2 separate regions of the Homo sapiens genome follow, and region 1 is linked to region 2. Evidence: read pairs that join two places in POLR2A ChIA-PET (ENCODE). Cell type or tissue: HepG2. All regions are shown on one strand. Links, peaks and the distances in the headings refer to the core of each region. The heading gives the core; the rest is flanking DNA. Region 1 overlaps LOC101929004 (a long non-coding RNA gene). Region 2 has its middle 9.8 kb from the start of RNGTT.

What was found. Peaks named below come from ENCODE experiments on the same cell type or tissue, not always from the same donor. Only the 100,000 strongest peaks of a DNase experiment are listed, where the experiment ranks them.
Region 1: POLR2A ChIA-PET joins it to region 2 with 5 read pairs; 12 of 35 experiments call an interaction of 5 or more read pairs at or near these places.

What each region holds. Positions count from the first base shown.
Region 1 is chr6:89,137,498-89,142,876 of GRCh38, forward strand. All of the region lies in intron 2 of LOC101929004 (a long non-coding RNA gene), which reads right to left. It also overlaps a transcript of PM20D2 not described here. Among named protein-coding and RNA genes, the nearest start is that of PM20D2, 5.9 kb to the right of the region's middle. In HepG2, for the core only: no CTCF peak of the experiment used is centred there; a DNase peak (open chromatin) is centred at 3,004.
Region 2 is chr6:88,970,700-88,976,078 of GRCh38, forward strand. No RefSeq gene overlaps it. Among named protein-coding and RNA genes, the nearest start is that of RNGTT, 9.8 kb to the left of the region's middle. RefSeq lists an enhancer at 2,165-2,786. In HepG2, for the core only: a CTCF peak has its summit at 4,870 (motif pointing right); a DNase peak (open chromatin) is centred at 2,532.

The DNA of each region.
Region 1 (5,379 bases), core at 95-5,094, 170 kb after region 2:
ATAGAAGTTCAGGTTTAATATGATCTTGCATGAAAATTATTTAGCCATTAATCAAAAGCAAAGAGGCTGGTAATAAGCTATTTTGGCCTTTCCATTTATTTATTTAGCTTAGCTTGTTTTCTTAAACTTACTTCACCTTCACTGTGTAATGCCTGGGCTAAAAATGCATATTACAATTTTTTATTTTATTATTTTATTGCAGACAGTTTTAAAAATAGAAATATTTAGACCAGACTACAGCAATATGAAAATTTTACAGCTGCATACTGTTTCCTTATTCCCCCTCTTTTTTTCTCTCTTTCCTTCAGACATATTCATTGTTTGTTTCCTTTGGTAGTTTCTCTATTACTCTAAAATTAATTTATGTGGTATAGGTCTCTTCTAATGGTAAATATAAACCATTGGACATTCCAGTTTAATAACTTTGATTTTTAGGCCTTTTATTCACATTTTCAATATAATTTTGGTTCACTTCCATTCAACAGCATACACTGTTCTACAATTAATTTTGTCTTGTACTAACCCTTGGTATTTAGTGCTATGGTCAAATCTGGGGTTTCAAGATTTCTTTTTTTTTTTTTTAATTTTTGCATTTGTTGTAGAGACAAGGTCTCACTATATTTCCTATATTTCCCAGGCTGGTCTTAAAACTCCTAAGCTCAAGCCATTCTCCTGCCTTGGCCTCCCTAAGTGTTGGGAGTACAGGCATGAGACCATGCACCCAGCATCAAACTTTCAAAGCAACATGATAGAACCATATTATATGTCTTCATGGTTGCAGACCTCTGCATGGTCAAGTGTTCCTGGAGAAAGAAATTGGACCACTTGCCAACAACAACACTCGGGTACAATTATAAGCTAATTTTAGACAAGAAAAGAAATGAGAGCATCAACTGCTGCCACTTGGTATGAATTAGACAATGAAGAAAGTATTTACTTTTCTGAAATGGTAATAAAAATGGCATTCTAGGTTTTTGGAAATTTTCCAGGTGAGGTTTCTAAAAAACAAAAGATTTTAAAAAACGAAAAAAAAAATTGGCCAGCTATCACATTTGCCTGAAAAAAATTGAATTAAATATCTCTATCAGTCCTGGCATGGTGGCTTACTTTGGGAGGCCAAAGTGCTAATCACAAAGGCGGGCAGATCACTTGAGGTCAGGAGGTCGAGACTATCCTGGCCAACATGGTGAAACCCCATCTCTACTAAAAATACAAAAATTAGATGGGTGTAGTGGTGCACTCCTGTAGTCCCAACTACTTGGGTGGCTGAGGTGGGAGAATTGCTTGAACTTGGGAGGCAAAGGTTGCAGTGAGCAGAGATGGCACCACTGCACTCCAGCCTTGGTGACAGTGTGAGACTCTGTCTTAGAAAAATAAATAAATAAATAAACAAATAAATAAATATCTCTATCATAGTTCATCTTGAACAAACTTTTCCCCTAAGCCAAATTAATTTATAACAAAGAAAGGTAGTTTTAGTGAAGTCAGGTAGCTTACAATAATAGCAATGATGAAATTTTTGTTAGTTGACATAGAAAACTTAATATTAGAGCAAATAGGACTGTAAAATGAAGCTTTTGAGGAACATTTTAATCTTTGCTTTTTTTTTAGAGACCTAGTCTCACTGTGTTGCCCAGGCTGGAGTGCAGTGGCACAATCATTGCTTACCAAACTCCTGGGCTCAGTTGATCCTCCCTAATAGATAGGACTACAGGCACATGCCACCATGACCAGCTAGTTTTTAAATTTTTTTTGTGTGAGAAGATGGGGTCTTGCTGTGTTTCTCAGGCTGGTCTCAAACTCCTGGCCTCAGGCAATCTTCCTGCCTAGGCCTCCCATAGCACCGTGATTACATTCCTGTGCCACCATACCCAGCTAATTTTTTGTATTCTTTTGGAGAGGTAAAGTCTCATGTTGGCCAGGCTGGTCTGTGCACGAACTCCTAGGCTCAAGCCATTCTCCTGCCTCAGCCTCCTAAAGTGCTGGGATTATAGGCGAGAGCCACCCTTATGACCTTATTTCACTTTAATTACCTCCCTAAAGTCCTGCTCCCAAATACAGTCACACTGGAGGTTAGCACTTGGACCTGTAGTTCCAGCTACTCTGGATGCTGAGGTGGAGGATTGCTTGAGCCTGGGAGATTGAATCAGCAATGACCTGTGATCACGCCCCTGCACTCTGGCCCGCGTGGCAGAGCAAGACCCTGTCTCAAATAAATAAATAAGGTGATAAGGGTGGGGCCCCAGCTGGAGTGGCTGTTGGGTATATATAGGCAGGAAAGGAGAGATGAGTCAGTTGCCAGAGGGAGAGAGGTTCTGGGGGAAAAGAGAAATGCTTAAAGCATTTTAAGGAAAGTTTACAGTGCAAGGTATGATGTAATGCTTTCTTTATCTCCCTTCAAAGCATTCAATAAAATATAACCATCAGTGGTCTGGATTTGAATTTAATGCCTCAAGTCTGGCCTAAAGATAAAAATGGAGCAAACGGAGAAGCTGCAAAAGGGCCCCAGCCATAAACAAATTACATTTGTTACACAAACGTGAGCATATGCACATGCAGAGACAGAGAGCTGGGACTACAGGCACATACCACCACACCCAGCTGATTTTTTTTGTTAACTTTTTTGTAGAGATGGGGGGGTGGTCTCACCATGTTGCTCAGGCTGATCTCAAACCCCTGAGCTCAAGCAATCCTCTTGCCTTGGCCTCCTAACATGCTGGGATTACAGGCATGAAGCACCAGTCCTGTCCTATTTACTAATTTTTAGAACACACATATTTTTATTAATGACTTATCACATTTTTAATAAAAATTTATTCCCACAGAACACCTTGAGGATTGTAACCCTGTGACCATCTATACCTGCCATCCATTCCTGCTAGCATCTTTGAAATATGTAGCAACAAATTGACCAGGAAGTTTGAGAAGTGAATCCTTAGTAAAGGTAATTATTAACCATGGTATGTACACAGTCGAGGTGAACACATTGCTTGAGGGATCAATCTCTTCAAGGACTTTAAAAGCACTGCACCGGGCCCAAGCTCTAGATGTTGTATAGAGGACCAGGGGCAGTCAAAGTTCTCCACCCATTTTCCTAAGCCATAACGGTAGGAGAGAAATGTTCTTGTTAACCACAAGCTGGGTTACGTCTTTGCAGTGTTGTTTTGTACACACTGTGGGGAATCAGGGCAAAGGAAAAGCCTATCCTCTCAGAACCTCCCTGTCCTCATTTCCAGGAATAGTGATGGAGAACAGAGCAGCTAATCTCACTGCCAAGAGAAGGGAAGCCAAAGGGAGCCTCAGGTCATCAGGTACCAGGACATTCAGGGCTTTAAAGTCACTGCCTTCACTTTGTGGGCCATTTGAAGAAATCCGCACAGAACTTGAAAACGAGTTGTAATAGAATCTTGCCCAGCAGAAGCAAGGGTCTGTCAGGTATTTTTGCTCATTCCCTTTTTGTTTTTCAGGGTTGTTTCCTCAGCTTACATTTTTCCCTTTCAACTCACTCACTCCCTGGATGGTTTAATTCCCCTCTGGGTATACCATTACTCATACTAGCTATGTAGAAATGCACTTTCCTTGGTGCTCTGCTGGTCTCCTCCTGGACAACTGCATCTACCTCCTCTCCACGTGTCTAATGCACATCCATCAATTTGCCCCTCACTCTCTTATTTCCCCTATTTTGTTTCATGGCTTTACCATTCACTCAGCTGTTAACCCGAGAAACTTCAGTTCTCTTTCCCCCTTTCTCTGGAGCACCTTCTTCACCTAAACAGACATTCAGTGAGGAATTAAGTCTGGCCATTTCTGCCCACGGAATGTTTCTGGAATCCTTGGACTTTGCAAGAGCCTTTTATTTATTTTTAATTTTTTAAATTATTTTTTAAAGACAGAGTCTCACTCTGTCACCCAGGCTGGAGTGCAGTGACACAATCTTGGCTCACTGCAACCTCCACCTCCCAGGTTCAAGTGATTCTCCTGCCTTAGCCTCCTGAGTAGCTGGGATTACAGGCGCCCGCCCCAACACCCAGCTAATTGTTGTGTTTTTAGTAGAGATGAGGTTTCACCATGTTGGGCAGGCTGGTCTCAAACTCCTGACCTCAAGTGATTCGCCCATCTCGGCCTCCCAAAGTGCTGGGATTACAAGCGTGAGCCACCACGCCTGGCCTGCAAAAGCTTTTAACTTATCTCAGACCTAAGTCTGTTTCCAATTCATCTTCCAAATAGTCATCAATTATTCTTGTAGAACAAATTTCTGATCTTGTCTCTCTCCTGCTTAATAACATCCAATAGTTTAGCCATTGTCCAAGTTTTATTTTACTTTGAGACAAAAGTCTCACTCTGTTGCCCAGACTGGAGTGCAGTGGTGCAATCATGCTTACTGTAGCTTTGACCTCCCGGGCTCAAGCGATCCTCAAACCTCAGCCTCCAGAGGAGCTGGGACCACAAATGTGTGCCACCATGCTTGGCTTATTTACTATTTATTTTATTTTATTTTATTTTTTGTAGAGTCAGGGTCTCCCTATATTGTCCTGGCTGGTTTTGAACCCCTGGGCTCAAGCTATCCTCCCACCTCAGCCTCTTAAAGTGCTGGGATTACAGGCATGAGCCACCAAAACCAGCTAAAGTTGTAATTCCTTAGCAATGTGTTGTACACTTCCTCTATGTCCCTTCATCCCCAATCAAATTCACCTTTCTGCTCACCTACTCTCTTAGTTGTCTGCTTTCTGCCATATGACAACCAGCTCTTCCAACACCTTAGCCCAGATTGATTTTACATGTGCTATCTAGTGCGTGTTACGTGTTTGTTTCAGCTAGAGAAGTTTCTGGAGTTAACCAAGTTTGCATGTGTGTCTGGGGATGCTTAGGAGAATGTTGTAAATGACCAGTATACCAAAGTGACACTGTGATTTGCTTCTTCTCCATGCTGGCAGCAGCAGTCCTCAAATCGTGCAGTGGCCAGCATTTTGTTCAGGAGAAAATTGCTGTAGTTCCAAGTATTGTTAAACTGAAACGATGTAGGCTGGATTCACATGCACTTTTGGAAATATCATATATTTTGAAGGTATTATAAGTTTGATTTTTTTGGTGAAATATCTGCACTCTCTCCTTGGATTAAATCATTTTTGCACTTTTTATTCCTTTCCCCCACAATTATTATTATTATTATTATTTTTTGAGACGGAGTCTCGCTCTGTCACCCAGGCTGGAGTGCAGTGACGCGATCTCGGCTCACTGCAAGCTCCACCTCCCGGGTTCACGCCATTCTCCTGCCTCAGCCTCCCGAATAGCTGGGACTACAGGTGCGTGCCACCACGCCCGGCTAATTTTTTGTATTTTTTAGTAGAGACGGGGTTTCACCATGTTAGCCAGGATGGT
Region 2 (5,379 bases), core at 305-5,304:
AGATTTCTATCAAAGCCAATCCAAAAGGCCTGTATAGGAATAATTACTCTTGCTGCACTTTATGCAGGCCAAGTATAAGACTAAAGTCTATTTTGCAAACAACTCAGTCCTACCATAATTTTTTTTAACAAAAATGAGGACTGGAGAGAGAGAAATTATGCTTCAAAACTTATCATACATTTGTCATTAAATTATAAACTCATTAGTTGTCTGTAAGTTTTTGCCTACATTTTAAACTAACCCTGCTTGTTCCTGTGAACCAACCAGCAATCTCTGGCTGTAGCCCAGAAAGAACAAGAGGGATGGGTAATGTAAAAATCCAGACCAATATTCTAGTTCTGACCAATTATCCTTCAAATCCTGCCAGGTGATGGGAATAAATAGGATGCCCATCACTCAGAGGTTTCCTTTTTGGGAAAGTAAGACCAAGGGAGCTAACCAAAGTCAAGCACGATGTGCCCAAATCCTAAGCAAGCATAACTATAGCCACCAGTTATCTGGGTGTGTCACAAGACATCCCTTTCTCTCCCTTGTTGGAGGAGGACTCAGTTCCACAGTTTCACCTTAGCATTTGGCTTATGAGAAGGAGTTCATGCAGTCCCCACCCTAGACACATTTTTGTCCCAAACTCAATTCCAAGCTTTGCGTTAAAGCCCTAGGAAAGAAAACTGGATCTGAGGGATGCAGAGGCAGACGATAACAGAAGTTTAAAGGCACAGCACAGGTGAGCATGGCTGATTCCTGCCGATTAAGCCAAGCCTCCTGTTTCATGGATAAAGATCATGCTAGTATCCATGGCATAAATAAGGTCTAGGGAACTCCAGACTACTGACAGTAGGTGGGATAGAAACAGTGGTGAGATCAGATAATTCCTATTTTCTAGGCCCTCCTTGCTTCATGGGTGCAAGCCACTTTGGCACCCACGGCAGCACCTGACAAGGTCACCGGGACGCAGGGATGCAAAGACAGAAGTGGGAAAGAGAATGTTCTTCCCTCTCTCCCTCACATACCTGGGGTATCTGCTAGGAAGAGAAGGGAACAAGAGACTCCTGCTCCCGTTCTTTTAGATGGGTAGCCATTCATCTTCAGTCTGTACCTTTTTCAAATGCATCCTGAACCCCTGAGACTCCTTTAAAAAGCTCCTTCTTTTTTCCTCTCTCCTCCTCTGTCCTCTCTTCACAGATAGGTAATTGCATCTTCGTACTACAGGACACTCCCCTCAGATGCATCCTCCAAACTGGAAAGGTTAATTTCCCAAACCTTAAACTGGTTGGTTTAGGATTAGGCTCAGGGGAAGGGAACGCCCTGTTGGAAGAAGGGAACCCATGTTGGAAGAAGCCCAACATGCTGGCAAAAGGGTCAAGTTTACTACCAGTAGGGCTTGTGGCCTCCCTCTCCCCATGCAAACTGGTAAAAGGCCTTGGGATTTTTGAGCTGCCCTTACCCCTCCCCTTGTTTCATTTTAATACATGTTTTCTAATAACCCGATTTGTCTCTTCTTGCCTTCAGGCCATCAAACTCCAAACAATCACACAACCAGAGCCTCTGATGACGGCCCCTTCTGCTAGGAACCCTTAAATAGGCCTCTGAGGCAGCTCTAACTGCTGTTTCCCCAAACATCGCCCCCCTTAACAGCAGGAAGCAGTTAAGATTGGTCATCATGCTTATCCTAATGGCAGTTAGATGGACTTCTTTAGAGCACAGACCGCTAAACACCTGCTAAATGGCAGCTCCCTCCCACTCATTCTGGAGTGTCACCTCCAGAGGCTGCTCAGCTTCTTTCTAGGGTGTACGGATACTCTTCCTGGACAGGCAGGTGTTCCCTGGTCCCCATTCCTCACCCCAGCCCGGGAAAGGGGACCTGCCCATTCTCAGAGCACAGGTAGCTCCTCCCTCGCAATGTACAGCCAAGTATAAAGGGGTCCCTGGAGAAACTCCAGCTGGCCTGTGCACTGGGAGAAGTGTACACTGGGGTGGAGCCTCGGGAAGTTTGCACCATTTGCAGGGGGGAAGAGCCTGGCCCCTCCTCTTCCTGAGTGGAACCTGGGATTCAATCTGTGAGCTGGGAAGCACACTTGCAGGACTCTGGCTTTGCAGAGAGTCCCCATTTCCCTTTTTTTTCTTTTTGCCCAGTAAATTTCATTATTCTCACCCTTCCACGTGTCTGCGAGCCTAATATTTCATGGCCATGTGGCAAGGACCCAGCTCTTAGCTGAACCAAGAAGAAAGTTGTTCAACACTGGGATTACAGGTGTGAGCCACAGCACCCAGCTGATATGCAGATAAATCTTTTCAAAAGCAAAATGAGCCTCTTGCCTGCCCTACAGCCCTTACAACAAGAAGTGTTTTTCTTAGGGTCTGGGAAGTATGTCTTGTTTTTTTTTATTTTATTTTATTTTACAAATGGCATCTCACTATGCCAGGCTGGTCTTGAACGCCTGAGCTCAAGAGATCCTCCCACCTCCACTATCTCTTTGAAATGTAAACATCAAGTAAGATAGTGCCCCTATCTTCCTGTCACCCTAGCCTAAGGCTCTTTGTTCTCAGTAACTACCTGTTTGTGTTAGGAGTGAGTTTTGTTTTTCTTTCAGATAACAGCAGTTAACTAACACAGATGGCCACTGCCAATAACCAAGTGAACCTAGGATGAACCATGAGTATATAACAAATGATACTACCAAGTCCTCCTCTATAAGGACAAGTTATTGTTTATCTTGAGAACATGTATGTAAAGGATTGTATGTACTTGGATATGTAAAAGAGTGAGGTTTCTTTCTGTCTCTGCAATCTCATGAATGGATGGCCTGTGATGCACATCTCAGTCTGGTTTAATGCCTACTCAATAATACAACTCTTTTTTTCCCCTACATTTATGAAGAGAATTTTCTGGGTTGACAGGAGGTTTTTTTGCTAACTTTTTCCCCAACAGGTGTTTATGCCTTACTCAACTATTAAAGGCTATTACAGAAATGTACCCCCTCTGAGACTGAACAGTGTTGCTTTTTTGATCGATCCTCATCTCTACCAGGCAGGGACTGAGCTGGTGCCTATGTGCCTAGCTCCCTTCTCATACTGATGACCCACCACCTCCGCCTCCTTCCTGTACTGTACCAGCTTTGGTGGATGGGAGAAGTTCAGAAGGAGATCAAATTGGGTTAAGTTTAGAGCTGAGGAAGAACGCTAGAGTCCCATCTCACATAGAGGTCAGGTTCTAAACTCAGGGTTTTGGACAAAAGAAAAACTCAGAATTACCCTCCATTGTTTTTTTCATCGGAGCACCACTTGAAGTCTTTAGCATGTAGGCCCCGTCATATAAAAAATAGCAATCTTTAAACAACAGAATCACACTTTTCACAGCCTGATGCTCCTCTCCAAAAGGTCTCAGTTCACATCTTACTCCATGGTACAGGTCCAGGGAGCAAAACAACAAGCAGCCTCTCTCTCTTGTATGCCCACACTTGTACAGGTAAATTCATAGGAATTAAATATGGATGTGATATTACTTCATTGTTGTCAAATGATACCTGCCAACAGAAGATACCAGAAAACTTACTATGAGGCTTCTTACTTGCATAAGCTCCTCCCAAGGCCAAATTAGTTATTTGTAATTTTATATCATTGAAAAGGATATTTTTAAAGGGATATGCTCCCCTCTTACCTCCCCCCTCCCACACCAAGTTGTTTAAGTTCAAAACTGTTATGTGTTGAATTGTCCACCACTGAAAATATGTTGAAGTCCTTGGCTGGGTGCAGTGGCTCATGCCTGTAATCCCAGCACTTTGGGAGGCAGAGGTGGGCAGATCACTTGAGCTCAGGAGTTTCAGACCAGCCTGGGCAACATGGCCAAATCCTGCCTCTACAAAAAAAAATAATAATAATAACAAAAATTAGCTGGGTGTGGTGGTACATGCCTGTAGTGCCAGCTACTCAGAAGGCTGAAGCAGGAGAATTGCTTGAACCTAGGAGGCAGAGGTTGCAATGAGCGGAGATTGCACCACCACACTCCCAGCCTGGGCGACAGAGCAAGACCCTGTCTCAAAATTCAAAAAAAAAAAAAAAGATACATTGAAGTCCTAACCCCTAGTACCTCAGAATATGACCACCTTTGGAAATAGGGTCTGTATAAAGGTTATCAGGTGCAAATGAGTTCATTAGGTTGGGCCCTAGTTCAGTATGGCTGGTATCTCGTAAGAGGGGGGACATATGGACGTAAAGACTGGCAGGGAGGATGACATGAAGACACACAGAGGAAAGATGGCTGTGTGACACATCTACAAGTCAAGGAATGCCAAGGATTGCTGGCAGACACCAGAAGCTAGAAGCAGCAAGTGAGGTTTCTCCCCTAGAGCTGTCAGAGGGAGCACGGCCCTGCCAACACGTTGGTTTCAGACCGCTAGCCTCCAAAACTGTGAGACAATAAACATCGGTTGTTTTAAGCCACTCAGTGTTTGGTACTCTTTTACAATAGCCCTAGGAAACTAATACAAAGCCACGCAAAACCTGGACCTGCCCCTCTTCTAACTGATGCTTTCTGGTTCTAAAGCTCCTGGAGCCAGCGTTCTCTGAACCAAAGTCTCTAACCTTGGTATAAATTCAGCAAACTTTTCCCAAGTTATTTTAAAGAGAATTTACCTGGTACACTCTTGAGCTTTTAATGCCCAAAAAGAATGTTCTAAAGAACTCATTCAGTCACAAATACTAAATCACTGTTTGCTTTAAGAGCACTGAGGTCTTCAAAGGCAGCAACCATGAGGTATCCCTTTGGAGGTGGCAAGCATTAACTTAACATACCTGCCAGTATCTCCATAGTCCTCACTCACCAGGGGTCCGCCCCAGAAAATGCCCTCGGACTCTAGAGGCTCACCTCCCATTAGAGGGCGCCCATCAGTTTCCTAGAGCTGCTGTAACAAAAGGCCACAAGCTGGGTGGCTTAAAACAAGAAGAATGTATTCTCTCCTGGTTCTGGAGGCTAGACATATGCAAGGTGTTGGCAGGGCCATGTTCTCTTTAATGCCTCTAAGGGAGGATCCTTCCTTGCCTCTTCCAGTTTCTGGTTGCCCCAGGAATTTGGTTGCTGTATGTCTTCCTTCTGAGAACTGTGAAAGTTGTCAGAATCAAAATGGAGTCACTTCTGTTTTTTAAAAACCACCGCCACCAAAAACAAAAACAAATCCTGACAAATAGAGCCAGGTAAAGGGTATGAAAAGAGGGCCCTCATGTGTGTGTGCCTGATAACAGAAGCCATCACAAAAGACTGCAAAAACCACAACCTTGCACAAAGGCCATCACAACCTTATGCAAAAAATACTTATGCAGGCCTGGCATGGTGGCTCACCCCTGTAACCCAGCACTTTGGGAGGCTGAGGCAGGCAGATCACA